Regions from separate parts of the Mus musculus genome. Here region 1 is linked to region 2. Evidence: chromatin loops called from intact Hi-C (ENCODE). Cell type or tissue: left cerebral cortex. All regions are shown on one strand. Links, peaks and the distances in the headings refer to the core of each region. The heading gives the core; the rest is flanking DNA.

The links. Hi-C counts contacts between places; a loop is a spot of excess contacts. Peaks named below come from ENCODE experiments on the same cell type or tissue, not always from the same donor. Only the 100,000 strongest peaks of a DNase experiment are listed, where the experiment ranks them.
Region 1: a loop joins it to region 2, with 5 times the contacts of the local background. A loop is called at or near these places in 4 of 42 quality-filtered maps.

The regions. Positions count from the first base shown.
Region 1 is chr13:42,526,530-42,542,985 of GRCm38, forward strand. No RefSeq gene overlaps it. Among named protein-coding and RNA genes, the nearest start is that of Gm32833, 130 kb to the left of the region's middle. In left cerebral cortex, for the core only: a CTCF peak has its summit at 10,380; DNase peaks (open chromatin) are centred at 10,204 and 10,478; H3K27ac peaks cover 311 bases.
Region 2 is chr13:42,396,128-42,412,583 of GRCm38, forward strand. It overlaps Gm32833 (a long non-coding RNA gene), which reads right to left and starts at 7,262. Exons shown (of 3, transcript XR_382264.1): 1 at 7,191-7,262. In left cerebral cortex, for the core only: no CTCF peak of the experiment used is centred there; DNase peaks (open chromatin) are centred at 7,272 and 7,645; H3K27ac peaks cover 1,478 bases.

The sequences.
Region 1 (16,456 bases), core at 5,507-13,506, 130 kb after region 2:
TCTTGCAGGAAAATAAATAAATAAATAAAAGTCTGCTACCTGGTAAATAGCAAGTTCTCTGATCCATAGAATTAAATCGCAGTCACCCAAAGACCCAGACCACAGCAGATGGGCTGGAATTTCCAAGTCTCACTTAAATAGAAGCATTGATTTTTTTGTAGGTCCAGGGGTATCATCTTCAACCTTGAGATTCAGTCTCCTGGAAAGGCATAGAGGGGAACAGCACGGAGGGTCTGTATCCTGACATGGCATCAAAAGCAGGCCAGCCAGGGTCTGATGTAGACATATAAGTGTTCCTAATGCCTCTCTCACTGATAGAGCCGAATCTGTTTCTACTCATTTCTACCTCTCCCACTAAGCACAGACAAATCTTGAACAGCCTTGACTGAGTGTCAATTTAGAAAGGAGGAATTTTTTTTTTCTAATGGAAGCATCAAAAAAAAAAAAAAAAAAAAAAAGGAACTGTAACATACAAGCTCATTTGCCCGAATCAACACACTGCACAGAAACTGGTCCTTCCCAGGTCTCCCGACCTTGCCCTTCCCTTTGGCCAGGTCACCAGTAGCAGGCACGCAGCCCCTTGGCTGATTGCAATACATGGCAACAGTCTCCAAGACAACCCCGACTCAGGGTCATTGCAGGGCTGTCTTGTTTCCAGGAAGCTTCTGTTCTAGGCGGAACAGTGGACTATTTAACCTGAACTCAAGGGACAGCCAGTAGGCGTCTACGGAATCTGGATTCTTTTCTCTGGTGGATTGGCTTTATGAACACACGCATCAGCCCCTACCTCTAAAGTAAATATTTCTGAAAGGCTTATGGAGTGTAGACATGACCTCTGCCCTGTGGATTTACCACCCATCTTGTTAACTCACAGCAGAAATTAGATGCTCCAGACTCTATTCTCTTGTCCTTAGAAGGGGAAGGAGCATGAAAACAGTGACGTAAGGAGGAATACATAACACAAAAATGTGTAATGAGCCCACCCCCAGCCCCCACATCTCTCTTGGCCTCTATTCCTGCGTCCTCTCTGCCATCTTACTGGCTTCATGTGTTTTATTCTTTCATAACGTAGCTATGCCATTGGAAGGATCAAGTGCTGCTAAGTACAAGTGAAGTAAAATGCAGGGTCTGCCCCTGAGTCCCCTTCCAGCATAGACTCCACTTTACTATAAATACTATAAATCTTAGCCAGCTGTTCATTCTGCCTAATATCGTTGATGGTATTTATTCTTGCCAGCATTCATTGAAAGTTGGTGCAACCTCTGCTGTTCACCATGTGCTGGCTAATTCCTGGGATAAAACCATCTGATGCTGTTAGCACAGTCTGTCAGGACTGAGGGAATCAGGAAAGTGTGGTTGACCCTACCTAGCATCTGTGATGCTAGCATGGGATAACTCAGAAGGATCCTGAAACTGATAGGATGCTTAACCTCTCTGCTCTTCGACTTTCTCCTTCATGACAAGGAATTTAAAATAGCGTTTCCTTTCGTGGCATTTTTAGGCATTTCATCTTGTTTATAAGTCACCATATCGTCTGTAAGTTCAAGAATATCAGTCATTTACTCTGATGATGTAGATTCCCAATGCTGAAACTCGAAGGTCAATTTTGCAGAGAATGAAAGCAAGTTGGGTTGCCTTCGTTTGTTAAGAAAAATTCTTTCTGGGGCTTCTATGATATTTAGGGTTAAGCTGGGTACAGAAATGTGTCATTTCTGTTCGGTCCTGTTCTGTGAGAACTAGTTTTAAGGACACAGTTTCTAGGTGACGTGTAGTTCAATCAATCTGCACTCTTTCTAGAAGTAAAGAGGAAGTGAAAATTCATTTGTCCTGTTTTTACCCTGATAGACCCTTGTGTAAAGAGGTCAAAGAATAGTTTCACTTTACCAAATCATATCTTAACTTCAGTGGTTCCATTTCAAGTCATGATCCCTCAATATGATGGCTTTGATTACTGGCTGTGATAATGAAACAAGAACTAAAACTCATACAACTTTTTCTTTCAAAGAAATTACTATATGAGATCTCCACATGCAGGCTGAAGCCTTTATCTGGATCAAAGTAGAACGAAGAGGTTGGACAGGAATTGCTTAATATCACAGCAACTAGGAGAATTTGACATTCAACACTGGTGACAAAGAACCTGTCTGCGGTGGTTTGAATGGATATGACCCCCATAGATTCATGGGTTGGATAATTGGCCATAAGGAGTTGCACTATTAGGAGGTGTGGCCTTGTTGGAGTAGGTGTGGCCTTGTTGGAGGAAGTGTCTCACTATGGGGTGGGCTTTAAGGTCTCCTATGGTCAGGCTATACCCAGTTTTGCACACAATCTCCTTCTCGTGCCTGAAGATCAAGATATAGAACTCTAAGCTCCTCCAGCATCATATCTGCCTGCATACTGCCATGTTTCCCTCTGTGATGATGATGGACTAAACCTCTGAATCTATAAGTCAGATCAATTAAATGTTTTCCTTTATAAGAGTTGTAATGGTCAAGGTGTCTATTCACAGCAATGAAATCCTAAGACATAGCCATAAACACATACTAAATGGAATGGCACAAAATTAAAAGCTTCTTCATGAAAAAAAAACAATTAATTGCATGAAATGACACACTATTAAGTAGGTAAAAAATTTTGCTACCTATACATATATACACAGGAGATTAATATCTAGAATATAACTAGAACTTAAAAAATAAGTCATAGAAGCCCAAAGAACCCAATAAAATGGCTAATAAAATGAATAAATAATCTCCAAAATATGAAATAAAAATAGCCATATGAAAAATTTCAACATTCTTAGACATCAGTAAATTCGTATTAAAACTAGTTTAAGATTGTATCTCACTCTACTCAGAATGCCTATCATTAAGAAAACAGAATAAATATGCACACTGTTGAGTGTACAGGAGAGGAGATTTCTCAGATGTTGCTGGGGAGATTATAAATGGATTCAGTTAGTATGGAAACTCCAAAAACAGAAAGCAGACCTTCCATATGAACCAGCTATACTATTTCTGGTTATATTCCTACAGGTCTTTAAGTTGTACAATTATGTTTATTGTCACAGCCATATTATAGAATCTGCCATAACAGACAAATGTTATTTAAAAAGTCAACACACACACACACACACACACACAGAGAGAGAGAGAGAGAGAGAGAGAGAGAGAGAGAGAGAGAGAGAAAGAGAGAGAGAGAGAGAGAGAGAGAGAGAGAGAGAGAGAGAGAGAGAGAGAGAGAGAGATTTACACAGCCAGAGAAATAAATGGAATTAGGCTACTTACCAGAAAATGGCTGTATCTGGAGATCATCATAGTGAATGAACTAAGACCTAGAAAGACAAATATTGCTTGTTTTTTTTTCTCATTTGTGGATCCTACCTTGTATACAGATACATATAGCCAGTATTATATATGTGATGTGGAAGCAGAGAAGAGACTGGGGAAGGAAGGAAGGAAGGAAGGAAGAAAGGAAGGAAGGAAGGAAGGAAGGAAGGAAGGAAGGAAGGAAGGAAGGAAGAAAACCAGCCGGAGGTAAAAGTGAAGTGGAGAAGACGAGGAAAGTGTGGGGATGGCTGAACAAGGCAGAAGAAATGACAGATTTGAGAGGAAGTGTCTTATGAAGCAGTCATAGTAAGAATGAGCCCAGACCAATAAGACAGAAGGAATGGTTGCCCTTTACCATCCCCCGATGAAGCAGGACTCCCCATTCTACAAACAATTGAATAGGAATAAAGATGTCAAGGGCAGGAAACAAGGTCATCGGGAATCACCTCGCACAACTTTCATGACATGACAACTTAGCTGGGATAGTCTCTCATGTCAGAAGCTCACACCATGATTCAGGTCGCTTTTCAAAATAGGGTAACTGACCCCTGAGACAGCTCAGGGTACCAAAGACTTCATCACAATGTGATATTATCTAAAACTATGAGATTTTCTTAAATAAACCAACCTCTACTAGGAGGTTGGCAAATGACTGCCCATTGACCAAGTCCAGATTTTTGTAAATTCACATTTGCAAATGAAATTCCATTAGAACATGTCCATTTGTCCATTGTCTGTGAAAAATATGATGAAAAATTTATACATTTGATTGATCCCACACTGAAGCATTGTCTAGTGTCAGTTTCAATTGTAATGGGTGAGCTCAGTAGCTCTTACAGACATTTCTGCAAAATATGAAGATGTAAAATGATCTCACCCCTTAGAAGGTAGTAAAATCTTGTTAATATAGACTGAGTCAATGTCCATTCATATCACACACAGTATTTCACTGTGTTTGTACTATTAATCCTTTGCAATTTCTTAAGAATCATCTAAATCATAGAAGAGTAGTCAATGGTAACACAATTTTATAGTTAAGAATATTTCATAATGGCTGGATATAGTGATGCACATGTTTAAACCCAGACTCAAAGACAGGAAGATCTCTGAGTTCAAGGTCAACCTGGCGTACATAGCCAAGTCAAACAGGGATACATAATGAGACCTTGTCTCAAAAAATAAAAATGTATCACTCAAGTTTACTTTAATTAACAGCATGTTTCTTTCAGCCAAGACATCCTACAGCCTAAACCTCTTAGATGAAAAGAAAATCTTCATAGAAAAATAGTCTTAGATATCTCTAGGATAAAACTCAAAGTGCTCCAGCTAAGACCTGTATGCTATTGTGGAATCAGAAAGCTTTATTTTCTAATCCCTCACGTACACACTCTGGTTTCCATTGCTTTCTATGGTTTTATGACAAGCACCATAACTGTTCTTAGATAATAAACCTGCTCTGTACTTTCTGTTTCTGCTTCTAGGTAAACAGTGAGCAAAATATCCTTCTCCCTCTCTTTGTAGCACCAGCTACTTTTTTGTTAGTTTGTCTGTATGTTTGTTTGTTTCTATTGCTGGTTGCTGTTGTCTTACAAGCATGACTTCATTCCACTCTACTAAATCTTTTCTCGTCACTAAAAACTTCTCCTGTTGCTACAGCTCTTAACACTTCTATGAAGCAAATTTCCTCCCAAACTTTTGTCAGATTCTTTTCTCCCATTAATCCAAACACTTTCCTATCAGCCCTACACCCTCCCCAGGGTTTCCCTAGCATTCCACTAGGTTACCAATGACTTTGTCATCAAATCCTACACCAACAGCATATGGTACATTCAGGTCTGTTCTTTCTAACATCCTTCATCATTTCACTTCCGGGATCCCGGTCCTCTGTCACTCGTAGCATGTGTCTGGCAGGTGATAGGTATTCAGGAAATAACTGTTTAAATGATAAAAATCTGGAATGACCATCCTTATCTGAGTTACAAGTTAAAGTCACACCACTAACAAGAAGCTAAGAAATGATATCTGAAGCTATTTGTAAGATACACTAAATCCAAATGGCTGCTCTTTGATTCAAAAGCACCAATTACATTTAGCAAAAGAGCCACATCTCATCAATGTGCTACCCACAGACTGCTCTTGTTGAAAGAGGTTTAAGCATTCACTGACTCTTCATCAACCAATCAAATCAGAATTCTCGGTAAAACGTGGCCTGACAACCATTCTTCCTTAGCACTGTGTTTGAGAGAAGTTACATGAAAATCCTTGAGAGTATGTCATTGAGCTACATGATCGTAGTCACACTGGGAAAGGTCTCTCAGATGGAAGTTAAGGGAGAGAATACTGTAGTACTTACAGTATAACCCCCTCTCATGGCATGTGTATCAGCTAAGCCTTCACAGTCCCCTCCCCACTCTGTTAAAGGGGCCATAAGCTAACTGTGGGCATGCAGTGGTGTTTTTAAATTGAATTGAATTGAGGAACTGGGCTGAGTGGAAAGCCAGCCAGCATGTACATTTGAGTTGACTTATATCTGATTCTAAAATAACTTTTACTCAGTATATCTCTCATGGGCCGAACTATCCTGCATGGCAAATAGCAATTACAAATCCAGACTTGCAAGGTTGTTCGGAACAGGACTTGAGACAACGGAGCGGTTTTCCTCAGCCTCTGCACGTTTTCAGAGAAGCAAGGCACGTATCATGGGGGCGTTGTAAACATTGTGTGCGAACGAAGCTGGGACTGTGATGCACAGGGCTTCCTCTGGGTGGATGACATGCCATTAAGACAAATGACATTCAAGCCACTCAGTTGGGCAGTCAAAGATTATTAACTGATTTCCGTCCTGGATTTTTTCCCCCTAGAGCTCTTTAGTGACCAGGCAAGATTTCACTGTTTAATATTTAAACAAATGTTCTTATGCCGAGACAATAAGGCACTGTTGTGACTGTAAATATTCTCCAGTATGGCTGACTGCCATCCTGGTGGAGTAAATAGCCTAAGCTCACTTCTAGAAACTCTCAGGAAGAAAGTGTCCCATTTTACTGATACATATGACCGGGCTCTACTGAGGCTCTGTGTCCCAGGTACGTGCAGGCTTCTTTAAGGGGCAAGGCCTTCCATTGTGTCACTCCTAGCAAAGCACAAAGTCTTGGTTGGCATTAATCTTGTTGGCTGAACACATTGGCTTGCTTCTACATGTGAGTGCTTCTCTGTCTCTGCATCAGCAGTGGCCTTTTAAACAAGCCCCTTCTCCATCATCCATCATCAAAGAAGGGTGGTGGACCTTGGATCTGAGCTCCTCCATCTTACTCTAGTTGTTAAGATGGCTTCAGTAGATGACAAATTTAAACTTACTTGGAGAAAGGCAAGTGTTCATGTGAGCTAAGACCAATCTCAAAGTCCACTTCGATGTAATAAAAGAGTAGCTCTATCTTTTTTCCCCCTAGAACCTGGTGCTTTCATATTTCAATCAGATAGGGAAAAAGAAGGACAACTCGACAAAGTAGTTATGGTCATCTGTGTGCTTGTAAGAAAAATCTAAGGGGTGATTTGGAAAATAAACTTCGACCACATTGCTGGGGATATCCCCCTGGGTGTAGACGTGAGTGAAGGAGGCTGGAGGTTGCCATCTTTGCCCCAGTGGATGATTTAAGAACCTAACATTGTAAAACATAGAATTTAGGTAGCATTCATGTCCACCACATTTTAGCAAGTGTTGGTTTAGAGTACAGGCAGTCCAAGACTGCATTGTAAAATCAGTGTAAATGGCTGCGGACTAGACAGTAGCAACAACAAAAGAGAAACTCATTGAGCCTTAAAGAAAGAGCATTGTTGGTTTTAATCATTCATTGTAAAGCAAATTGAATTATGTGTATCCTGCCTTGTTTCCAAAAGAATGACGCTCAGACTATGAATTATTTATTTATCTTTAGAGCAATTACTGGGTAAATTACCCTGGCCTCTTTTTCTAATGGCTAGACTAGCTACTTCCCCAACTCTGCTTCCCAGACACTTGCTTTGGGTCTTCCCAGGTTATTACCGCTCCAGCCATCTGTCTTGGGGGACGTGGAACATTTCACTCGGTCACCTGTTCCCGGTCTAATATATCTAATGGAGACCTCCTCTTCTCTTCTGTCTTCTTTCTTCTCCTTCTTCCTCCTCTTTTCCACTCGTGGTCCCTACCTGCACACCCCACCTACCTCTATTCCCTCCAGTAATTGGCCATAGCTGCCTTTATTTAACTAATAGTTTCAAATTGTGGAGCAAGGTTTGCACAACAAAAGCTCGTGTGTGTGTGTGGGAGGAGGGGGGGGGTCGCATGTCTTGGGGCAGCCAGATCTTGGGATACAGAATTTTGCATCTGAATACAAAGCAGCACCAGATCCAATCCCCAACATTTCATTTGGCTTATTGCTTATCCTTACTAGTAAACTATATTTATTTCAAACATAAAAAATAAACAAAAAAACAAAGCCCTTTGCACTCTTGTTGTATATAACTTCCCTGTGTCATGTGGTCTGTTTGGTAAATGTATGTTTGGTACATATGTGTGAGTGTATTGGCATATATTTCTATAGAGGCCAGAGGAAGATATGAGAAAGACAGTCCTCTATGTACAGGCAGAGAGACAGTATCTCACTAAACTCGAAGCTTTCCTTTCAACTCTGCTGGTAAGCCACCAAGGCTCTGAGGTCTGCCTGTTTCTGATCCACAACTCTGGGATTATAGACACATCCAACTCAGCCTGGTTTTAAACCTCCTGCTTGCATAGAAATTGGTTTCTAACCACAGAGCCAGACCCTCAGTCCCTGGGTATAAATTCTAGAGCATGCCTAATATATTCTCCAATAGCCAAGAAGACAATGCATTCGAGAACAGAGGATGTGAATGCATTCCGAGAGAGGATGTGAACTATGTGTGTTCACCCTTATGGGCATCTCCAGTCCTCTACTGACGAGCTCAACATAGCTCCCTGGGGTTAGAGAATAATCTAAAACTTCCTGGCCATGGGGAGAAGTGTTTCTTCTCCTTTGTCCCATGAGAGGATTGCCAAGGAGATGTTGTTTAAGAATGTGACATCTATTGGGCTTAATAAATATAAGTTGAAATCTCAGAGCATAGATTGCTAAGAAAATTAATATGTCAGAAAATGGCGACAAATACCTCTCTAGGATATGACTGTCCCAAAGCCTTGACCTCATCAGTAGAAGACACACTTATTTTACAGGTTCATAGGAAATGAAGAGGAGAAGCTGAAGAAAGGTTTTTAAAAAGTAAAAATGTGAATGCTACATATGAAAGTAATGCATGATATAAAAAAAGAACAATTAAATTCCATAATCTGACATGAGCAATAAGTAATGACCGGAACCAGGTTTTAACTTTAAAATGGAAAGCACTCAGAAGGCAAAGGAGGGAGGAGGATGTGTGAAGATAGAGAAAGAAAGAGGGAATGGGGGACCGAGGAAAGACTGATTTAATTATTATTTTTTATTATTGGTTATTTTTTTAGTTACACTTCAATTGTTGTCCCCCCTTCCCTGTTTCCTCTCTGCAAACCCCCTATCCCATCCCCCATTGCCCCTGCCTCTATGAGGATGCTCCCCTACCCACTTCCCCTCACTGCTCCAGCATCTCCCTATGCTGGGGCATCAAACCTCCACAGGACCAACAGCCTCTCCTCCCATTGATGCCCAACAAGGCCATCCTCTGCTGCATATGCAGCTGGAGCCACGGGTCCGTCCATGTGAAATCTTTGGTTGGTGGTTTAGTCCCTGGGAGCTCTTGGGGGGGGGGGATACTGGTTGGTTCATATTGTTGTTCCTCCTATGGGGCTGAAATACCCTTCAGCTTCTTCAGTCCTTCCCCTAACTCTTCCATTGGGGTCCCCATGTTCATTCAGTCTGATGGATGTCTTTGAGCATCCGCATCTGCATTGGTCAGGTTTCTCAGTGCATTTAGTGTGGCTGAGTCTTGGTCCCATGCTTAGCAGCCAGGTTCTTGCCCTATGCCAGTGCTCTGCCTTTGTCATTCATATATGTAGTACTGTTAAGCCACTCCAATAGCAATGCTCAGGGTTTCTTTGGGTGTTTATTTTACAGTGGAAACCATTAAGAAAAGTAACTGATGGAGGAGATATGATGATAAATGCCAATCATTTATTAAGCTCTCAGATCCACTCCACACATGGAATTAATGGGATATCGCTTTATTAGCCTCACAGCACCTGTCTGAGATGGGTTTTATTACCATACTTTTACCTAGAAGAATACAGAAGCTCAGGGAAGTCCTTTACTAAGGCCACCTTATATCCAAGTGACAGCTGGGATTTGAACCCAGGTGTGTCCCTTTCCTAGTCCACTCCACATTAGTGAGATTGGGTGCTCCAGGTGATGAGTCAAGTAGCTTGGACCTGTTTCTTAGGGTGCCGGTCACTCAGTGTATGGACAGATCGTTGTCCATATTATTTTGTGCCTTAGTTTCCCTGTCTTCTTGCTTGCTAGCTAGTTACAAACAGTTTAAATGTAGCACCAACTGCAGTAAATACAGGGCATCTATCTGTCTTCCAAATCCAGTTGGAAAGTAAGGCCAGTCCTTCAGGATCTCTTTCGTTACCATAACAAAACAAAACAACAACAGGCAGGTTAGGACTCCCATTAAAATAGCTGAGAAACCATTACCTGAACTTGGACCATTTTCTCCATTACCAAATGTCTTTGACTATTTTATTCTCATAGAGCCGAGCTCCTATCTAAAACAAAGCATTGCAAACCAACGGGCAAGAGCCAAAATTATCTCCCAGACACTCCAGTCTAGAGTAACCACTTTCTAATGAGCCACTGCTTTCATTAACGGTTTTGCGGTACTGACTCATTCTCCTGGATTCATAAGAGACACAAACATACCACATCATGTTTTTTTTCTACACAGATGCTCTTTTTAGGCTATGTAATAAGTCTCTGGTGAATCTCTGAAAAAAAATTAAATATTTGTCCCAATTTAAAGAAGTTTGCACAGAGCTGTGCAAGAATTAAAAATAACCACATTCGACTCTGCTCCCTGGTGTCAAGGCGGATGCTTTGCAAGAAGGAGCTTGGGGAAATGAAAAGGAACATGAAATGAGTGGTAAGGAAACAGATGTCCAGAGCCTCAGGGACTGGCGGTGCAATTCCTGAGCAAGCTGCAAATTGCAAATGAGTCCAGGAAGGAGATGTGGTGATGTGGGGGAGTGCTATCTTTTGGGTAGGTCCTGTGTCTGTAGGGGTTTCATTCTTTCAATATCAAGTCAGTGATGGCACTGAGAATATATTTGTGTTCCTTGTATTAATGGATGAACCCAGGCTGACCCTGAGAACATGGAAATTCAGAACAACTTGATTCAATATGCACAGAAACTTGGTGAAACATTTTAAGCTTGTGTTCCTAACAACATGCACACATACACACACATCTATATACACATATGTACACATATACACACATAGTGTACACACATGTGTGCACATACACACATACACACACCACCACCACCAACAAAAACAGTAGAAAACCATTTGGAGTTTATTATCCACCTCATACTCCAGGTCACTGAAGCACAGCTATGGACTGATTCCAAAGAAGCATACATGATGAGCTTCTAACTAGAGAGGAAGCACAGTAGCTTCCCTTTTCTTTACCCAGTGAAATATCTCAAAAAGGAGCAATATGAATTACTAAATGGCATAAGTTGTGCAGTCCTGAGACTTGTTGAACACCAAAAACATATGGTTAGGAGTGTAACTATCATTCTGGAAGGTCTTTGAAGCTCAGAATTCATGTGCCACTAGGAGAAAGACAGGGAGGAGGGAAAACATGGGGGATATACCTATGACCCCAAGCCTTTATCTCCATTCACACAAAAAGGTCCCCAAACTCATACACTGTCATACCTGTGGAAATGCTGCATTCAAATTCCTCAGGTTCCCTTCATATTGGTTCACTACACTAAGACTTCAGAAATTCTGGACATTGCAGTTCTTTCCCATTCACAAAGAAGTACCCATTCTCCAATTCTAGATCACAGACACCCTGAGTCTAAAGACGCTTGGAATTAGATGGTTTCTTCTAACAAAATTAGAGGCCAAGAGCAAGAAGAGAAAAATTACTCAATCCAAACTATCCAGCAGAGCAGAACAATGGTTACAGATTGATGCATGCAGGACATTGTCTATTTTTTCCCATTACAACCCAGGATTCATCACCATAGGGCCATGTAATTAGTAGGCACTCAATAAGTACTTGGATGGAAAAAAAAATACTTAACAAGTCCTGAAGAGTCATCCGTTGTTCTTCCTACTACCCAAGTACACATGGTAGATCTCCAGAAAACATCATCAACAACAACCATTTGAGAACTGACTGAGCTCTGAATGCCCCACCTCAAGCCCTGAAATGACCTAATATTTTATCTTGGAATGTTCCACTATGTTTCCAAAAATTCCTAGTATGTAGTGGTGTGGTTTGGCTTACTTGTGTTTTCACAAGCTTGGCTATGTTAAGTCTACTGCCAAAGCTCCGTTGTTAGCCCCATATATCAGATATTTGCCTATGAAAACACATCACCTCTGGTTACTAATTTGGGGTAGTGATTCTCTGGCTTTCTCCTTAACTCATGTCAACTGTGCTAGTTGCACAACTTGTTTACCTTGGTCTGTAGTAAGAGGAGATTTAGCATATCACAAGATCATACACAGGTGAATCTCAGCACATATTGAGTCCTGTACCAAGATGCTTCAGTGCTAGGGACATGGCTCGGTTGGTAAAGTACTTGCTTTCCAAACTAATATCCTGAGTTTGCTTTCTAGAATCCAGCAAAAAGCCAGATGTGGGGACTAGAGAGTTAGTTCTTCAGCTAAGAGTGAGTATTGCTCTTCTTTTAGGGGACCTGAATTTGCCATATCAGGTGGCTCACAATGGCCCATGACCTCCATCTTCAGGAGCAAGGTGGGGAAGTATTATGCCTCTAGCTTCCAAGGCACCACATCCACCCTTATGTGCACATAACCATAACAATACACACACACACACATATATGGAGAGAGAGAGAGAGAGAGAGAGAGAGAGAGAGAGAGAGAGAGAGAGAGAGAGAATAAAGACAGTTAACACACATACACAGAGTTTAAAATGAAAACAATTTTTTTTTATATATAAAGCCAGATGTGGTGGCAGACATCTGTAATCTAGGAGGCAGGTAAATCTTTCCCACACATTTGCTAGGGCTCACCTTTTCAAGGAGATGGACACAGATAACTCATTTTTAAAGGAAAAAAAATCTGATTTCAAACTAGATTTGCAGGTGAGGCCAGTTTTTTTGTTCTGAAGAATTTCAATAAGCGTCCATAAAATATTGGCCTGGGACAGAAATATGATTCACATTACATTCACCTTTTTGTAAAACACACCTGTGCAAATGGGGAAATATTTTTGAGACAACAATGAAGTAGGCAGAAAAACTCATTGTTGTTCCATGTTTTAGGAATGACCCAGGGGTCTGGAACCAGAAGGGCCAAAACCCTTTAGCATGTACACTTTTTCAGATCCTGGGGGCTAAGGACAACCTAATCCCCTGCCTGAAGGACTTCTGCTTGTTCCATAGCAAAGCCAGAGATGAGAGATGGACCATGGAGTCCTGCTATGCTAACTGGGAAAGAATATTTAAACTCATAGAGAGGTGACAAATGCCCTCATCCTAGCCAGCTTTGTATGACATGTAACAAATAGTAACGTCTTGACACTGAGATGTTCATAGGCTGCATTAAAATAATAGCACAAGAGACATTGAAAATAAAATAAGATTTTAAAAAGATACATTAATGTGCTCATGTTCCTTGAATAACAGTGGTGTTATTTCCTAAAGCACGTTATTTTGTAAATAGCACATCTCTGAACTGTATCTAGTACCTATAACTTGTGGAGCATCCTAGCTAAGTTACACAGCACACTGTAGAGTGTCAGTTTTTTATCCTAGTATCAGAGGCTGACTGGGAGCTGAGGTCACTGCTACTGCACACTCTCAGGGGCAAGGATGGAATTGTGTGTGGCTGTTCCAACAACAAAACCAAATCAAACCTTGCGCTATGTTTTGACACCATGGTAAGTAAAAAAAATTACACATCAAGGTTTTGTAAGTCAAGGCCTGTCTCTATATGAAAAATCAGATAAGAATGTCACAGTAGTGGCACAATTAGCGCATGGTACTTCACAATGTGTATTACAATTGGAGACATCCTTGTGACTCTACCTTTCCTGCACTGGAGAAGAGAAAGGAAAATGATGAGTTAGATTATTGGTTATCTCCCTAAAGTATTTGTTTGTATGCCAGAGAGGTACCTAGAAAGACATGTCTTGTAGGTTGTCATAAAAATGGAGCTGTCACACGGGCCTGGACAAGTTGGAGCCAAACAAAGCCCCAGCATTGAGAGAGGAACTGAGCACAAAGTTCCACCCCTAACAATGAAGCTATTCTCAGTTCATAGCTACTGAGAGAACAAAAATCCATTTTCACCAATGGAGTGCCATTGGATGTATCAACCACACTCTATGGCAGGCCCCGTGTGTGTGTGTGTGTGTGTGTGTGTGTGTGTGTGTGTGCGCGCGCGCGCGCGCGTGTGTGTGTGTGTGTGCATGTGCGTATGCATGTGCATGTGCGTGCACTCGAAAGGCCATGGATCCCTGGAGCTGACATTATAGACAGTTGTTAGCCAATCTACTTGGGTGCTGAGAACCAAACTTCAGAACTCTGGAAGAGCAGGAAGCATTCCTATCCTCCAAGTCATCTCTCCAGTACCAGCATTTATATAATATTTTAACAAACTCCCAGGTGATGGTGATGCCATATCTAATAACTGCAGATTTCTATACAGCCAGATTCCTCAAGCCCTCTTCCTAAAGCATCCTTCTGTACGTGTGGGTATCACAGTTGTAATTAAACAGCTCTCCTGAACAAACATGCTGAAGTCCAGAAAAGTTCCTTCTGTAGGTTTAGCCCACAATGACAGATACCAATAACAAAGGTTGGTGAATACTGCTCTTTTATTCCAGGACCACTTACTTATTCACCCTATTCCCTATCTGACCATCTTAGTTTGGGTTTCTAGTGATATGAAGAGACACCATGACTAAAGCAACTCTTATCCAGGGCAACATTTAATTGGGGCTGAATTATAGGTTCAGAGGTTCAGTCCATTATCATCATGGCAGGAAGCATGGCAGTGTCTGAACAGACATGGTGCAGAGAGTCTTGATATGAGACAACTAGGAGAGACTTCCTCTTCCATAGTGAGTGGAACTTGAGCACGAGGCATCCTCAAAGCCTCCCTACATGGTGACACGCTTCCTCCAATAAGGCTACAATTCTTAATAGTAACACTTCCTGTGGGCCAAGTGTATTCAAATCACCACATTGACATACAGATTTCTTCCTCACTCATCAAGATTCCTTTGAATCTCAGTCTTGAAGGAACTATGACTAATTGAGCCCAACTATCCTTCACCTGCCACTACAAGGACAATATCTTTTGACTCAAGTCAGCCTTTCTAGCATGGGAAACACTTTACACACCCTCCTTCTGTTATTCACTCATTACCCATCTTTATGAGACTAGGATACCTGCTATTTTCTGACTACAGTTCAAAACCCATGAGCCATGTCTAATGCATCCTTGTATGTCTAATGCATGCAGTGTTTTGTACAGAATGGGTGCTGGGCATCTTAGAACTTAAGAAGAAAATAGCAAGGACCCAGTAAAATCAAAACTGATGTCAATAGAACTTGCTCTTGGCCATCACAGCATATACCTTCTTTACCATAAAGTTGTGCTAAATAAGATGAACTAAATTTTGTTGAGAGGAAAAGTGTGTGTGTGTGTGTGTGTGTGTGTGTGTGTGTGTATTCTATATTATATAGTTATGCTTATAGTAATTAAAACAATAAAAGGTAGCTTTTTAAGCTCATAGCACAAAACAGAGAATAACAATGCAGGCTTCCCAAATTGTTCTAAAATACATGAAGAGCACATGAGAGTGTTAACTCAGTGGTAACAATATTGACCTTAAAAAGGTCTCAGCTATAGTAGCAGAAACCAGATTGGAGGCAGAGTTGCTAGAATGAGCTCATATTGTAGAAACTACTTAATTGGTGAAAATAAGCAAATTGTTGCCTCAATCGGTGTTCTACTGTGATCAGCGAAAGGATTTGGAGAGCTGACCTGCTGCACACAGAGCTATGCTTTGAAAAGAACAGGACAGTGTCTCTGACCAGACTCCCCAACTCCCCTGGTCCTAACATGTCACCATTACACTCTTTCCAAACACCTTAAGGCTCTGTTATTCCAAACACCTTAGATAAAATGCCTTTGCTTCTGAGAAAATCTCTTATCCTCAGCAAGACAATTGAATTTTTGGACCAGATAATATTTATTGTGAGAGCCGTCTTATGTATTCCTGGCATTGTCTTATGTATTTCTGATATTTAGTCCCTGATGTCTACTCAGAATCAGCCCCACTCTCCAGCCATACTATAAAAAAAAATAGTATCTCTAGACATTGTCAAATTATCTTAGAAGAGACAAAGCCACTATCTGCCCCATTGTGGAGATCAATTTCCCATGAAACACCCCCATAGGGTGTTACTCTCTGCAATGTCAGTGTGACATAAAAACAGCCTCCCTCTCTCCTCTGTCCCACTTGTGGGATTAGGGCAGTGTTCTTCTGGCTGATTTCATGAGCCCAAACAGATCTAGTTATCAATGGGATGAGAAAGTATATAGACCCCATCAACCTCATTTCCAGCTGAATGTCAGGAATCAGAGGGTTATCATGAAAGGTCCTGAGAGGGGAGGAAAAGAGTCACTTGACTTGTATTACTATAATAATTTACTTTATTAATCACTAAAAGTATTGTGGCTTTGAGAAAATAATCAGTACAATCCAATGTCTCAAAACCAAAACAACCTAAGAAGGAAAACATTGAAAATTCTCATTCCTGTTCAGTGTTGTCTGCCACACCTCCTCTCGGTGCAAGTAAGTATTTTATGAGTGCATTTGGGATCCTTCCAGAATTCCTTTATGAAAACAGAAGAGCATGCAAA
Region 2 (16,456 bases), core at 2,792-10,791:
TTATTAAAGGAAAAAATTAGTAAAAGAGTGAAATAAAAGATAATTAATATGTTTTGCCTTTATTTTATTATTTTACACTTTTCTTTCTGAGGAAACTTTATATGAATCAATATAAAGGTATACCTTATTTATTAGGAACCATGCATAGTGAGTAGAAAAATAGGTCTTATACTTCAGAGGCATCATGGGATAACCTAGAAAGCGGCATGTCTGAGTGACTCCTTTGAGGAAAAAAAAAAGTACACTTTTGGTGGAGAGTGAGAAGACACACCAGTGTGAGTGACATCAGCTACTAAGAGTTGTGAGCCTTAGGAGACATCTTTTCGACAGAATAATCTGCCCATTTGGGGGTGAAGGAAATGAACTGAGGAAGAAGTTGAAGGTGAGATTTTTGTCAGAAGCAAATGAAGTACTTTTGGTAAAATGTGAATTATCACCAATCAGATATTACACATAAAATCTCACCTTTCGTTCTCTTTCAGTTTAGTATAACTCCGTGTGCCATATGCTGTATCATGTCTGGTCTCTGGGTGTTCTCCACAAAGAACCTGGTGAAGGTCACGGAGAACAGAAGAACTTCCCAGGATGAAGTGCAGCTAAGTTATTTCTTTTGCTCTGTTTGTGAGTATTCTCTTCAGGAGAAAAGCAAGGCACTAATTATCAACAGTGCACACACGCACACACACGCACACACACGCACATGCACATACACACACATACACACACACACACAGAATCAAATAGTTACTTTCTGTGGCCTTAAGCAGAGTCTTACACAGAGTCAGAATTTTCTGGGGCTCGTAAAGTTATCTGTGGCTACTGGGAAACTGGGGTCACATCAGGTGTGTACTGCATTTTAAAACATGCATCCTGGCCTTTCTGACTCTGATGTATGGCATCTCTACGTTCCATGTTAGCAGACAAATGTAACTTATTTTGCTGGTGACAATAATCAGTTGTGCTATTTTCAGATCCATTATCTGTAAAGAGTTTTTGTACTCATTTTAAGACCCTGGTATGGAGAGTCTAGGTCAAGTCCATCTTCCTCTATTGTGTTTGCACAGGATAGGTAGTGAATGGTGGTCAATTAAATAATCTGATAGAATCAACTAGTAAATGAAAAATTGAATTAAAAATAAATATCAAAGAGACAATCCCCGTTCTTCAATGACATGACTGCTACACTATGAAACAACAGCATGAACACAGAGAGAAAGATGTAGAAAAGCCAACTCAGGCGAGTTCACACGAAGTTCGACAGTGACGAGGCTCGGTGGCAGAAGTTAGTTCCCTTTGACCCATGTATTGAAAATGAGTAGGTGCTCAAAACTAGACAAATGCAGGAACTGTGCACGGTAGGGCATTTACAGGAGTAGAGACCTATGAGTGAAGCTGTGTTGGATGAGTTCTTTGGAAAGGGAGGAGATCATCCCACCTTTGTAGAGAAAGTAAAGGGTAGAGCTGAGAATTGGTAGTGGATTGCCTCAAAACCGCCACAGAGGTGGGGGATCTACTTTAATGCAGCCATTGTTTGATTCCTGTACTTGAGCAAAGGCAAGAATGTTCACTTTGGAGGACCAGGTCTCGACCCAACAAGTCAGTAGAGACAGAATAAGTTGCCAAAACTTCATTCACACACACACACACACACACACACACACACACACACACACACCACACACACACACACACACACATACACACACACACACACACACACACACCACACATACACACACACACATTGGGAAGTCAATCACCCCTTATGTGCTTCTGTAGATGTATGTAACTTGTGTCTTGCCTGGGATTTGTAAGTATTTGGTGACTGAATGGAGCCCCTGATTTGACAGTTCAACATTGCCTGCAGGGGAAAAAAGACTAATTTTTTTTTTTGACATTTCAAGGTTTCCTTGTCCACCTGTCGTCACACACGTTTCCAGCTGTCTACTGGTCTTTCTATGCTAAAACTCTACAAGGACGATTGGCTCTCCTGAACTGGACATTTCCTTCATTCTGAGTGCCTTTACAGGGATCTTGGCCCAGAAATTCCGAAGTTGAACACAAAGGGAAATAGTTAGATAGTCTTTGCTTCTACAGTGGCACTGGCGTATTTGTGGTAACTTTGGAAAGGACCGTACAATTGCAAAGCGATCTCTCCGTGCCAGTCCAGACTCAGGCTATCTAAGCAAGTCTGTCCAGGCTTTCTTATGAAAACTTCCCAAGGAAGTTACCTCACTACCCTCCTTACCAAGGTCTCCCAGCTTCAGAGGGTTTGAGGACAGAAGCTCTGCGGTCATAGTCTGGGTCAAGACTGCAAATCTTGACAACCGTCTGGGAATATGCTGCTGGCCCGAGGCAGCATGAGTCAGTTATCAGGAGTCCAGGTAGTCAAAGCAAAACACCCACAACACATGCATTCACTGCAGGGCAGAACAGGGGGTTGAAGCAGAGTCCCACAGAGGTTAGGTATTGAGACAGTAAGTATCTGAGGACTAGGCAAAGAAAACACTGAGAGAGGGAAAAAAGCCAAATGAAGTTATCTATACATAGGTGGCCAATGTGTTCCTTGATGTGAACTTTAGCTTGCAAAAGAAGGATCCATAAGTTCAGCACTGGCCAGCCTGAAACAGCAAATGTGGGCAAAGGAATTGAACTTAGCACATCCTTCCACGCAGAGAACTTCAGCAGAAGTGTGGAAATGATAGCCTTTCATGGACCTCGCCTGTAGGCACGTTCCTCTCGTTCACACCTCTAAGCTGCCAGTCATGAAACGTTCAGAGTCTTCTATGGGAGCTGTTCTCTAACTACAGGGCACCCACTGGCTGTCCAAGGTAAGTGTGGCTGAAGAGATCAGCAGGCCATGGGGGGAGGGACAGATGATGCTCTTCAGCAAAGCAAAGCTCTCGATCCAACCTCTCAGGCTAGATGTCTTCAAGTTTACATTAAACCCAAGGTGAATTCCTCCTGAGAACTAACATTCCTGTTGTGGCACAAACATTAGAAGAGTCTGGTCACACACTATTGAAATACCATGTATCTTTATAATCTTTACTTAAGACTTTATAAGCCATAATTCTCCACTTTGCCAAGAAATTAAGTGGTTATCTGTTGATTCTTGCCACTTTCATAAAAGGGAATAACATGGTGATAAATTTCTGTGTGGTCTTTGTTCATTTTAACACTCATTAAAAAGCAAGAGCCTTAGTTTTGGTGTATGCTTTAGTGAGATGAAAAATGATATCAAGGTTAAGGAGTATGATAACTTACTCTGGTTTAGTTTCATTTTGTTTTTAAAAAATGCCTGAAAAATGCTTGCCTCATGATAGAGCCCACAGAAAATGCCAATAATTGTCACTGTGGAGGCTACCAGTTGCCAGTCCATGGAGATAATAACCCTTTCATGTAAATCGAGTGTAGATGCATGTCTATACAAAAATTAAGATGCAAACATTGAATTATTATATAAAACCCAAAACAAAAATAACAAACTTCTCTCTACTCTAACCATTAAATATAACTCACAAAAAAACCTTATCAATTATTTCACCATAAGAGAGATTCCTATACAATTACAGGCATTTTCCTTTACAGTGTGTGGCTTAGTTCTTGTTTGTGAGTGGAAAGGCATGAAGCCTTTCTGTATTAAGCCTTCCATGTTCCTCTTTGTGACAGAGATAGATGGTGAGCCTTCTACAAATGAACTTTGTGGTCAGCAGAGCATACTAGGAGAACAGGAAGACAAATTGCTTGTGGGGTCGCCCTACATCAACCCATTGTAAGATCATGGGAGTCTCCAAGGTGAGGAGGAAGGTGATGGGTCTGAACTGAAGGAAGCCCTGTTATTTCTCTTGCTACAGGAGTTTAGCATGCAGGACATATCACAGGAATCTGCTGGTTCCTGCCTTTCATGCTGTATATTACCTAGAGTTCTCAGACAGAGAATAAAGACACTGGTAGCATGAAGAACGGCTCAACTCTGGGGCCATCCCCAGCCAATTCATCTCACTTCCAACTGTCCACTGGTCTTTCAGGGTTGAAACTCTACCCAGACAATTGGTCCTCAGACAGCCTGAACTGGGGGCATTTCCTCCATTCCTTGTGTCTTTACAGGGATCCTGACCCAGAAATCCACCTCAATAGGTATGAGGTTAAGAAAACACAAACAAATGTGAGAAAAAAAACCCTGGAAGATAAAAAAAAATGTTTGAACCCTAGGGAACTTAGAAAGGGTGTTTGTAGCACAATTCGGATGTAGACAAGCCAGCTCTGTTCTTGCTGATAAGTGGCTTTGAGAAAAACAAATGAATTCATATCTGATAAACCAGCACATTGATAATACCAAATTCCACTCTGCGTTCTAAAGGGCTTCTAAAAGTCTTTCATCCTGGAGGAGGGACAGACTGGTCCCACTGTAAGGAGGCTACAGGAGGTAATACTTAGTAGATGCTGCACTATGGAATATTTTTAGGTTTAATCAGTTTCACAGGAACTTTATCCAATTCCTTCCTCCTGAAAAATTAAGACATGTCTTTATGTCCCCAAGCTGGTGATTAGAATAGCAGCTGATTGAAGTCTGCTTTGAATATCCACATTCCAATCAGAAGTAAGAAAAGAGTGAATGAGTCCAGGAGAGCTTTCATAGTTTTTCAGTGTTTTTAAGGGGATAGTTCAGCAACTGTCCCTCCTAAGTGGTACTTCCCATTACATACATATGTATATTGTTACATACACATACACATATACACACGCCACACACACACACAACCACACACACACACCAGCTGGTCTTCTGGTAATCACCTTCAGTTACTTAGCAATAGAGTACCAGGTGATGAAAAATGGAGCAAATAGAGACCAGGGTGGGGTGCTGAGTGGTATAGTCCTCCAGCTTCTGGAGAAAGCCCCTATGATCACTCCACCTAGATTTAGCTATCCCATACATACTTTTCTCTTGAAACATAAATACCCCAATGATCTAGAAGCCATGAGAAGGGCTTATCTAAATAGGAAGGGAAGCCAGCAGGGGAATCTCTGATACTTTTGTGGGAACATAAAGTTTTGCTTATATTGAAGACCTTAGACAATGTATAAGAAAAAAGATAAGTGAACATTCTGTGTGCATTCTCACGTGCATGTGTGCACTGCACATGTGTACATGTATGCATTCATCTGTGGGTCAGAGAACAGCATAAGGTATTATTCTTCATGTTTCTTCCTTTTTTATTTTTTTGCTCGAGACAGGGTCTCTTCTATTGGCTTAGAACTTTGCTACGTATGTTAGGTTAACTATCCATGCAAAGCTTTACCAACGGAGCCACCCCCCAACCCTGAAATTCTGATTTTCCTTTTTAAAGTACACCTAGCACAATAATGACAAGCTTAAATATTTATTTATTCATTTACTGTAAAGAGCAGCCAAAGTGAAGTGCTCTAGCAGCATATCGTAGAGCATCATGGAAAATTAAGCAGATTTCCTTTGCCCTGCATTCAGTTCACCCTCACTGAAAGTCTGACAGGTAAATGCTGTTTCACAGCAATTGGTGAACAGTTCTTAGAGTCAGTCCCTCCAGAGACTTGTCTGCTGTCAGTCAAGATAAACAGACTAAAGGCTGGATTCATTCTCCAGCTCTGCTCGACTGAATGCAAATTAATGAGTCTTTGTGGAAGTGGCTGAGGTTTTCTTTTTTCTCACCCAGTGCAGGCCACCCCTTGATTCCCTCTTGCTGCTCTCTGTTGCTAGCTCAGGAAGTTCTTGTCATCCCAGGGATCATCCACACTGGGACATGAATGTTGCCTTTTTTAATAGCTCCTTCTCTTAGGACTGTGGGAACAAGTGCTTTCCTGAGCCTCAGATTCCTTTCCTTTTAAACAATAAATGCAGATGGGTGGGCTTCCATAGAGCTCCACTCCAGTCAACCCCTGTACCCTTGAGATGTACCCTTTGCTTCATTTCTGAGAAATAAGTGTTTGAACTCAATAGTTCATTTGCATCATTAGAGGGCAGACTTCCCTTGAAAGAAGGATAAAGGAGAGGTTTGAGAAACTGAAATGTTTGATAAGAACCAGTGGATTCTGTTGGAGATGGGTGAGCTCTAAGGAGTGGAAGGAGAAGAGAAGAGTGGTGAAGAGGATGCAGGAAATTCTCACCAGCCCCAAGCAATGGTCCTCTGTCAATCAAATCCATCTGTCAATCAAACCCATCAGCCATAGAAGAGGACACAGAACTAGAGATACCATTAGAGCTCATAGGATCGTCATATTGAATTATGTGGTAGTTTGGTAGGAATGATCCCCATAGATCCATGTGTTTGTTTTGCCATTGGGAATGGCACTATTAGGATGTGTGGCCTTGTTGGAGTAAGTGTAGTCTTATTGGAGGGAGTGTGTCACTGGGCAGACATGCTTTAAGGTCATATATACTCAAGTTATGCCCAATGTAACACCCAGTCTCTTTCTGCTGCCTGTGGATCAAGATGTAGAACTCTCAGATTCTCCATCATCATGTCTGCCTGCATGCTGCCACGAGTTTTGTGTATAAGGGCTGTTGTCGTCATGGGTCTCCTTACAGCAATGAAACCCTAAGATAAATTGTAAGTAGCATTATAAAGTAGAACAGAACCAGGAGACAGGGCTAGACTATAAGCCTCAAGACACATCTCTACTTAGGGACCTACTTTCTCCATCTAGACCCCTCTTCTCAAAGGTTCCACAATTTCAAAAAATATCACCACCAGCTGAAGACCAACTATTTAAACTCAACTGGAGAAATGTAACAAACTGAACATTGGCTTTGAAGTCAGGTAGACCAGTAGTCAGTTTCCAACCACACCATTCCCTATTCTTTCTGAGCCGTTACTCCATCTTTAAAAGTAAGATAAGTGCCTTCAACGCAGTCATCTTAACAGCTAAGCCAACCAGTAGTATAAAGTGTTTAGCTCAGTCTCTGTAACACAAGACTCTATCAATCAATAGATGGTAAGTATTATGGTGGGAAAGAGAATTAAACTGTTTTCTATTCTCACTAACCTGAAAACCCTCCGTGTAGAACCAGCCACTTGTCAGCTGCTGATACCCAGCAGACATTATCTCTGAATAAGTTGCAACTTTATCCTCAGCTACTCAGGAGAGACTGCCATTCTGTGAGGAGAATAATAAATTACCACAGAAAGCAAACAAGAAAATTTGTTCACCTCCAAAAGCTGCCTCTTCAATCTGGCGAGGAGACTGGATCATTTCTGGGCTGTTCTCCAGATGGAAAACTGAGGAACATGGTGTTTCTACTCAGGATGAGTAAGTGAGCTGCTGACTTGGACACAGTCCCTGCCCCAGACCTAGTTCTGCTTCTCACATTGTTTTGGGTCACAGTCCTGAAGGCTGGTATAAACTGTCCTATTTTCTTGCAGTAGCTTTCTGTCTCTTGTCAGGGGAAGAACACGCAGGTTGTGCCATTGCTTGTAAGATGCACAGTTGTTATTTGTGAATAGCAGCAACTGGAGGTGATAAAATTTATGTGACCTTGATGAATATGGAATGTCCTTCTTGAAGGTCAAACTGAGCCATTTCTCACGGTCAAGACATTTCAGGGAACTTAGACTTGGGACTTTGCAGGGATTGAGGCCAATGTCCCTGAATATAATGTGCTACTGGATATGTTGTTTGATTTTCTAAAACAGATGGTGTGTCATGCAATCTTTTAATGAAAGTCAGATACTGGAGCTGTGGAGCTGGCTCAGCTGAGAGACTCAGAAGCATAAGTATCACAATTCTGATTCCCAGAACCAATGTTAATATGTTAAAAAGTTGGACACAGTGGTGTAGAGACATGGAGATCCCTGAACTGCAATGGCCAGCAAATCTAATTGAGCTTCAGGCTCACAGTTTCAAGGTGGAAGGTGAATGAGGCAGGCTACTGGACATCAACTTCTGGTCTCCTCATACATATGCATCTGCACACACGTGCACATGCACATACACTAACAAGTATACACACCAGAGAGACAGAGAGACAGAGAGACAGAGAGACAGAGAGACAGAGAGAGACAGAGAGAGACAGAGAAACAGAGACAGTGACACAGAGGAGACAAAGATCATGTAGATATAAGATAAGTCCTTCATTTTCTCAGTGGGAAAACAGTCCAGGCTATTAAATCATCTGCCTCCTTCTGTCACACGGCTAGTACATGGCTTAGGACTTGAACTAAGATATTCAGTATCCAAGTTAGGACAAGTCCAACTGAATTTTTAAAAAGTCCCATTAATGAATATGAGGTAAGGGCAGTCCTTAACAGTTCAAAGCCATGGCAGGACTGTTGACAGTCCCCTTTACAAAGCAGACACGTACTCGCTGAGCTTGTCCACACGGCGGACTAGACAGCAGAGAGAGGAAGCTGTGCTGGCTTTCCTGTGACATCCTATATTCGTTCTTCTGAGGCAAAGAAAGGACAGCTTTCTGAAGAACACTGGACTGTATGTTTCTAAGGTGCTGCAAGTGTTCATGATCTTCAACCCAATGAGCTCTCTCCAAGAACTTAGTAATACAACAAAAATCTCAACAAAGGGAAAGATTTATTTGCCAGATGACATGACATTGTTTTTTTTATTTTTTTTAAATAACAACAGGGTTCTGTGCCCAAGAGAATTGTTTAAATAAGTTCTGATATATTTATACCATGGTTTATTTTATTTTGCAGCCATATAAATGATGTTGTAAGAAAATAATGTCCTATAACCTGGGGACGTGCTCTTGATAGAGTGCTAAGAAAAAGCACCTCACACAATGAGGCTAATTTTGTACCAAGGATCTATACTTATACCTACATGTATTTTAAAAATACAGCTATACCACTCTTGGGCATATATCCAGAAGATGTTCCAGCATGTAATAAGGACACATGCTCCACTATGTTCATAGCAGCCATATTTATAATAGCCAGAAGTTGGAAACAACCCAGATGTCTCTCAACAGAGGGATGGGTACAGAAAGTATAGTACATTTACACAATGGAATACTACTCAGCTATTAAAAACAATGACTTCATGAAATTCACAGGCAAATGGATGGAACTTGAAAATATTACCCTGAGTGAGGTAACCCAATCACAAAAGAACACACATGGTATGTACTCACTGAAAAGTCGATATTAGCCCAAAAGTTAGGAATATCCAAGATTCAACTCACAGACCATATAAAGCCCAAAAGGAAGGAAGATCAAAATGTGGATGCTTCAGTGCTTCTTAGAAGGGTGAATAAAATACTCACAGAAGTAAACATAGAGACAACGTGTGGAACCGAGATTAAAGGAAAGGCCATCCAGAGACTGCACCACCTGGGGATCCATCCCATATACAGCCACCAAACCCAGATGCTATTGTGGATGCCAGAAAGTGCTTGCTGATAGAAGCCTAATATGGCTGTCTCCTGAGAGGTTCTGCCAGAGTATGACAAATACAGAGGAGGATGCTCCCAGCCAACCATTGGACTGAGTTCAAGGGTCCCTGATGGAGGAGTTGAAGAAGGGACTGAAGGAGCTGGGAGGGTTTGCAGCCCCAATGGAGCGAGCAACAGTGTAAACAGGCCATACCTCCACCCAGGAACTCCTGGGAAATGGACCACCAACCAAAGAATACACATAGAGGGACTCATGGCTCCAGTCATATATGTGACAGAAGATGACCTTGTTGGATATCAGTGGGAGGAGAGACCTTTGGGCCTGAGGATGTTCGATCCCCCAGTGAAGGGGAATGCCAGTGAGGGAAGACAGGAGTGGGTGAGTGGGTGAGGGAGCACTCTCATAGAGGCAGGGAGAGTGGGGACAGGTTAGGGAGTTTGTGAAGGGGAGACCTGGAAAGGGGAAACATTTGAAATGTAAATGAAAATATCCAATAAAAACATACAAAACCTCTTGTATTCTGAGTGAGTTATAAGCTGACTTGCCATTTTTTTCCCTTAGGGTTTTGCTAGATTTTGAGTACAGACAGATATTACTTATAGCTTTATTTTGAGATAGGGTCTTACTATGCAGCCATGGCCATCCTAGAACTTGCTATGTGGACCCGGCTGTCCCCCAAAGTCAGAGAGGTCTGCTTGTCTCTGCCTCTAGAGTACTGGGATTAAAAGTATGGGTCATCATGCCAGCTATTTAAAAATTTTATTTAAATATATCTTGTGTGTGTGTGTGTGTGCACTTCCATGTGTGTGGGTGACAGTAGAGTCTAGAAGAAGTGTCAAGTCTCTTGTAGTGGAGCCACTCTAGTACAGTAGTTACACTCAGTTATGGACCATCTAAAGTGACTACTGAAAACAAGAAACCCTGTTCTTCTGCAAGAGCAGCATCTATTCTCAAACTCTGAGCCTCTTTCCATCCCCAAGACATTATTTTTTATAAAGAAACTGAAAACACCATTCTAAGTCTAATTTTCCCTTTAGTGTGACTGGGTACTTGTCCCAGTGTCTAATGGTGTGAGTTCTCCAGACATCTGGAGGTGTGAGAAAGGTGGGAACAGATTGAAGACATAGCTGAAGTTCCATCATGCTCTTGAGCTTAGTTATAAGTATAATTAAGCCCAAGGTTTGCTTTTTATGACTTCTTCCCTTTCAATTAATTATTTTAAAAATAGCACACAAAGTATTAGGTTTCCTTTTGATGCTTTCAAACAAAATTGGGTTTTGTTGATTCTTCTTTCCACTGCCTCTGTCTCTCTCTATTTGCCTCATTTCCTTCCAGCCCCTGTAGCCTCCTTTGAACTTTGACGCCACATATGTCCCAGTACTCTCCTGACCTCCTCTGACCCCTTTACCTCTTACATAGACCAACGTTAGAAACTGGAATCTCCACATGAAAGAAAACATGCAAGTTTGGTCGCTCTGAGCCTGGATCACCATGTAATGCTTTCTAGATTCATTCATTTTTTGGTGAATTTCATATTTCTTTATAACTGGATAAAATTCCATCATACATATATTATATTCCAGCATACATATACTATATATCTATGTCTATGTCTATGTATCTATCTATATATCTATGTATCTATTTATCTATCTATCTTACACTTTTATTATTAAGGTTAAAGTTCTTAAACATGTTTAGAATAATTCCCAATCAGCAGAACTCCTTTGGCCTATTTTTCTATTCCAATTTTCCATAGAAGCAACCACTACCTTGGCTGTATGAACTTAGAGAGAAACAAGGCCAAGCATCCTGCAATGGACCGGAAATGAAGGAAAACCATGTAGTCCTTCCTGTGAGGAGCATACGATCTGAGACATGGAACCACAAGTTATCATACCAGGCAGCTTTTCTCCAGTTCCCTGTGCTCTTTCCTATTTTCCAGCCTGCGAGTCTGCTCTGAGCCTCTGGAGCAGCAGGAATAGAAGGCTGGCTTTGGAAGCCATCCCAGGTCAGTGCTTTGGTTTTTGATGCTCGTGGGTTTTCTTTTGTTTGTTTGTTTATTTGTTTGTTTCTTGATTCTTCTCCTGAGAGGCTTCTCACATCTGAGGAGCTACTTTTCCTTTCCATCCTGCATGCCCACAGACTACAGAAATAAAGGGGGGCATTAGGATTTTACAAATAGAGCAAGATGGTTTGAAGTGCTTTAATAATCTCCCTCTTAGGCGAATTAGCAAGTGTATGAGAGAATTTCTAAGTAGGCTCAGGGGAGGAAAAATCTAATTACGAGTCCTAACTAGTAGACAGGGACCTGGATACCCATGTTTCTGGAGATTGTAAGCATTAGCTTGGATTGGTTTAATAGGCTTCGATGGCATGGATGTGAATTCCATCCGGAAGGGTTTTGTATAACTCTCAGGTCAACAATGGTTTGGCTCCCCTAAAATCATGTGGCTCTGATGATCTACACTTCTCCAGTGCCGGTCCAGATTCCTGAGGCTTCCATTGTACCAAAGGAATGACACTATGCAGTTCTAGGACCAGCGAGGCTCTAAGGGTAATTAAGGTTAGTGGATCTGGGGTGAAGCCCAGGCTTCCTAGTTAGGGTGAGCCAGGCCAAGCACCTTGGATATTCACTAGGCTTTGCCTTCTGATCCCTCCCTGTTTCTGTATTCTGTGCTCAGTATGACCCCTTCCAACTTCTCTTGATTCTGAGTCCTCCTACCTATACTTGCTCTGGGGAACTCCCTGGCGTTTGGAGATCGTAGCTTTTACTCTGTGGGATCAATAGTCTCATGTTTCCTTGAAAGATTGGAGGTCATACAACTGGAAAAGGTTGCTATGAGTGCCACGCAGTGAGAGAGATTCCCTAAATCCCTTGAAATCATGCCACATCCATTTTCTTGCAAAAGGTCTCCTGTAGTGGGGCCGGGGGTGGGGGTAGGGGTAGCTGTGCAATAGTGTGGATCCAAATCAGGAACCATCACTGGCTGCCCCCAGTCCAATAAGTTACAGTGAGGTTCTCTGACTTTTTCCCAGGAAAAGATCTGGGCATATCCTTTAGCCTTTTACTTCTAGGACCAAAATACCTGATGGAAATCACTTCTAGTGGGAAGGATGGATCTTAGCTCACGGTCTCAGAGGGTCTAGTCAGTCTTTGCTGATTAGAAAAGCAAGGAGGGACCAAGCAGTTCATATCACCGCTGCTGGAAGATAGGCCCTCTCTGATCCTCATCCATGGGAGGAAGCCTCCCCCACTCAGAATGGAGCTCTCCCTTCAGTGAATTCTCCATGGAAATGCTCGCTCAGATATATCCAGAGGTACACTTCTGCCTTCTAGAAGTCCTGTTAACAATAAAGATTAGCTCCCCTAGCAGGCCTGTCCAGCCAGGTTTATGTCACATTTTATGTGACTCCCCTGGCTATAAGGAAAAGGCTAGGGCAGGGCAGCTTCATCACTGTTTCTGCTCAGTTTTTGTCATCTCTAAGAGAGAAGTGACAGTAGAACAGTCACATGTTGCAGAATGAAGTTTCACTCAGTGACAGGCCATGGTCAGGCATTCATTCCTGGAGATTATAATAAAGCTAAAAGGTTCCCACTGTCTGTTGATATTGTAGTCTGCACATTGTATAGTGCAGGGGTGCTTGGGGTAATACTAGTGTAAACAACCAACTGCATTGAGTGTACAATTATGTATAGTATAGAGTACTTGATAGTAAACAGTTGTGCTGCTCTTTTGTGTATTTACTATGTTGTACTTTAAAAAATTGTGTGTGTGTGTGTGTGTGTGTGTGTGTGTGTGTGTGTCTGTCTGTCTGTCTGTCTGTCTGTCGGGGTATATGTAAATAAATGTAGTGCCTGTGGAGGATACACAAAGGTATCAGAACTCTTGGAGATGAAGTTACAAGTAAGTGTGGGTTCTAGGAATTGAACTCAGGACATTTGCAAAAGCAATATATGTCTTTAACATCTCTACCATCTCTCTAGGCTCTATAATGAATTATAAAAGTTATTTTGGAATATGCTTATACTTTTATGACATAAATACATTTATGTCATATTTTTCAAATAGCAACTTCATGTATCTCAATTTATCACACCTTTTGGAGGAGTCAAGAGGTCATGAGTAATTGACCTAAACCATCAAGGTTTGTGCAAACGCACTCTGGGATGTTTACTAATGAAGTCATTAATAGTTTTGTGCTAAAGTGCTGATAATACTGCCAACATGAAGCAATATACAACGGTAGTGACGTCTCAGAGGAGAAATGATTGGATAGATATCTTAGATGGTATTTTCAAGAATGTCTGGAATGCAAAAATTATGGTGACATTTAATTACTGATGATGTTTAAAGCTTTGTGGTATAAAGACTTAGGATCTAACTTTGGAAGAACGCTGAGTAGTGAGGAACTTTTTTTCCTACTTGCTTTGCAGTTTCTCTTTGTTTTCAACTGAAAAGGATCAAAATTAAATAATGAGCCACATTTTCTCCATTTGAACATTTGGGGATTCACATGGTAGAAAATTATTTCTAGGTGCTCCTTTGGTCCTGAAGTGATTCTCCTAGTCCTGTGGGACATATGAGGACATAATAATGTTTTATTTTTTGGCTTATTTTTAGAGTGTATAAGTATTAATTTTGACTTTACCAGATCAACCACAGTCTAAAATCAAGATCCAAATTTCAATGTGTGTGACATGTGTATGTGTGTGTGGAGGGGGGAGGGAGGTGGACATGGGGGTAAGGGAAATAAAAATAAAACCTAGAAAAATAGAAGTAATTTAAGTTTAGGTCAGTTTGGGAGCATTAAGTCAGCCCTCAGGATCTGAAAGAGCTCTACTGTAGTTGTGTGACCTTTGGGAACTAAGATGGTCAGGGAGGACTTCGGTGAGAGTGTTATGGACCTACACATGCTGCTAACACCCAGGTTTATGTGGTCTTCCACAGGCCAGGAAATAGCAAAGTCTTTCTTGGGTAAGACTCACAGAGAGTTGGCAAAGCCTCCTCTGGTCCAAATGTATACATTTGCTATGATTTACCAGTATCAACTATCAGCGTCTTCTTGATGCATGTTTACAGCCCGAGACTGCTCCCACACTGGGACTACCTAACCCTCTTCCTTACACTGTAAGTAATAAATTCTCTGAATCTCCAGGCAGCGTAGTAGGTGCCTTGTATCAGACAGAGCACATCCCAGTCACTCTTAACTTTTTGCTATGTGCATCTGTCGTTTCTTCAGTGTCTGTCATTTCTTCAGTCCGGTTTCCATGATCAAGCCATAAAGGATGAGGCAAGATCCCAGAAGCAGAGATGGTACAGAGGAAGAATCATGAATGGTTGAGTCTGTGGGTAAGGACTAAGGATGTGCTTTTTAAAAAGAAAACATGGATGGTACCTCTTTTTACCATCTCTGTTCTCTTGGTCCTTAAGTCCTGCCCCTTGGGATGGAGAGGAGAGCCCTCAGTGCCGGAAGTCTTCCCCAAGTGCTGCCTACTCTCTTTCTTCCTCAAGATCCAGGGGAAATTTGTTGTCACAGCTCTGGCCACACTCTGCTGAAGCTGTATCTTCCTCATGTATCTTCCGTACGTCATTTATCATAAGTATGGGACTAGCTTGCTCATCTTTTCTCTTGAGACCCACAACCCTGGTATGTTGAAGAAGTATTGTTTGAGTAGAGCTCTATAATTTCCTCCAATATGCCTATGTGTTCAAGTCTTGGGCACCAGCCCTGGACCAGGCTAATACTGGGGACTTGTAGAATCTTTAGGAGGCTGGGACTCATGAGAGGAAGTTAGGTGATTGGGGAATGCCCTTAAAGGAGATATTGGGACCCAGAGGCTTGATGCTTCTGTCTTTTCACTACTTAGCTCTTATGAAGTAAACAAGCTCCGTCTGCTACCTGCCCCAAGGCACTGTGTGGCTATCAGCTAAAGTACAGGATCATGAAACTATGAACTGAAACCTTTGAACTCATGAGTCAAAATAAACCTTTCTCCCTTTTAACTTGGCTGACTCCAGTTAGTGTGTCACAGTCACAGAACACTGGCTGAAGCAAAGACATTAAGTTATATATGATTTCGTGACTTAACATATGAGGAAAATATTTGAAGCTGATGAACAGGTCATTACCTCTTAACTACCCCAGCAAGCACAGCCAGTTTCTAATTGAAAACTAGCTTTGTGGAAGCCTAGTCCTTCACTCCCGAACAACACGGGACAGTCATGGAGAGATCAAAACCAAACTTCCAAGTCAAGTGTGATAACAATGTATACCCAATAATCCCACCATTTTGGATGCAGAGGCAGGAGGATTATGGTTTTAAAGCTAGTCTCAGCCACTCATTAGGAGCCTGCCTCAAAAAAAACAAACAAACAAAAAAAAAAAACAAAAAACAACAACAACAAAAAAAAAACAAAAAAAAACCCACAACCTTTTTTTATATATCCTAGCTTTTTTTAAAAAGAAAAATTTCTATTTATTGAAAATAGATTTTTCTTATATAATATATACTGATTACACTTTCCCCTCCTTCTATTCCTCCCAGTTCCTCCCCACCTCCTCTCCTATCTGGATCCAGCCCTCCACCGCTTTTCCAGTCATTAGAAAACAAGCAGGTTTCTAACGGATAATTTAAAGGATAATAATAAAATAAGAAAAGATGGAACAAAAGTAACATATTAGAATAGGACAGAACAAAGAGATGAAAAAGAGACCCAGAAACAGTATAAGAAACAGATAGAGACACAGAGACAGACTTGTTCACACATCCAGGAAGACAACATATGCTAAGCATATCAAAATGGAAGATGGAAGGATATATATATATATATATATATATATATATATATATATATAAATATATATTTATATATATATATACACATATATGTACACACACACACACACACACACACACACACACACACACACACACATATATCCATCCAAGAGACCTGTGAATTGTCTGGTTTGAGTTTCCATTCTTCCTTATTTAGTTTTTCTGATAAGTTGTTCATGAAGGGGTATTGGTTAGAACAAGTATTCCTGGAAATGACCTGGGA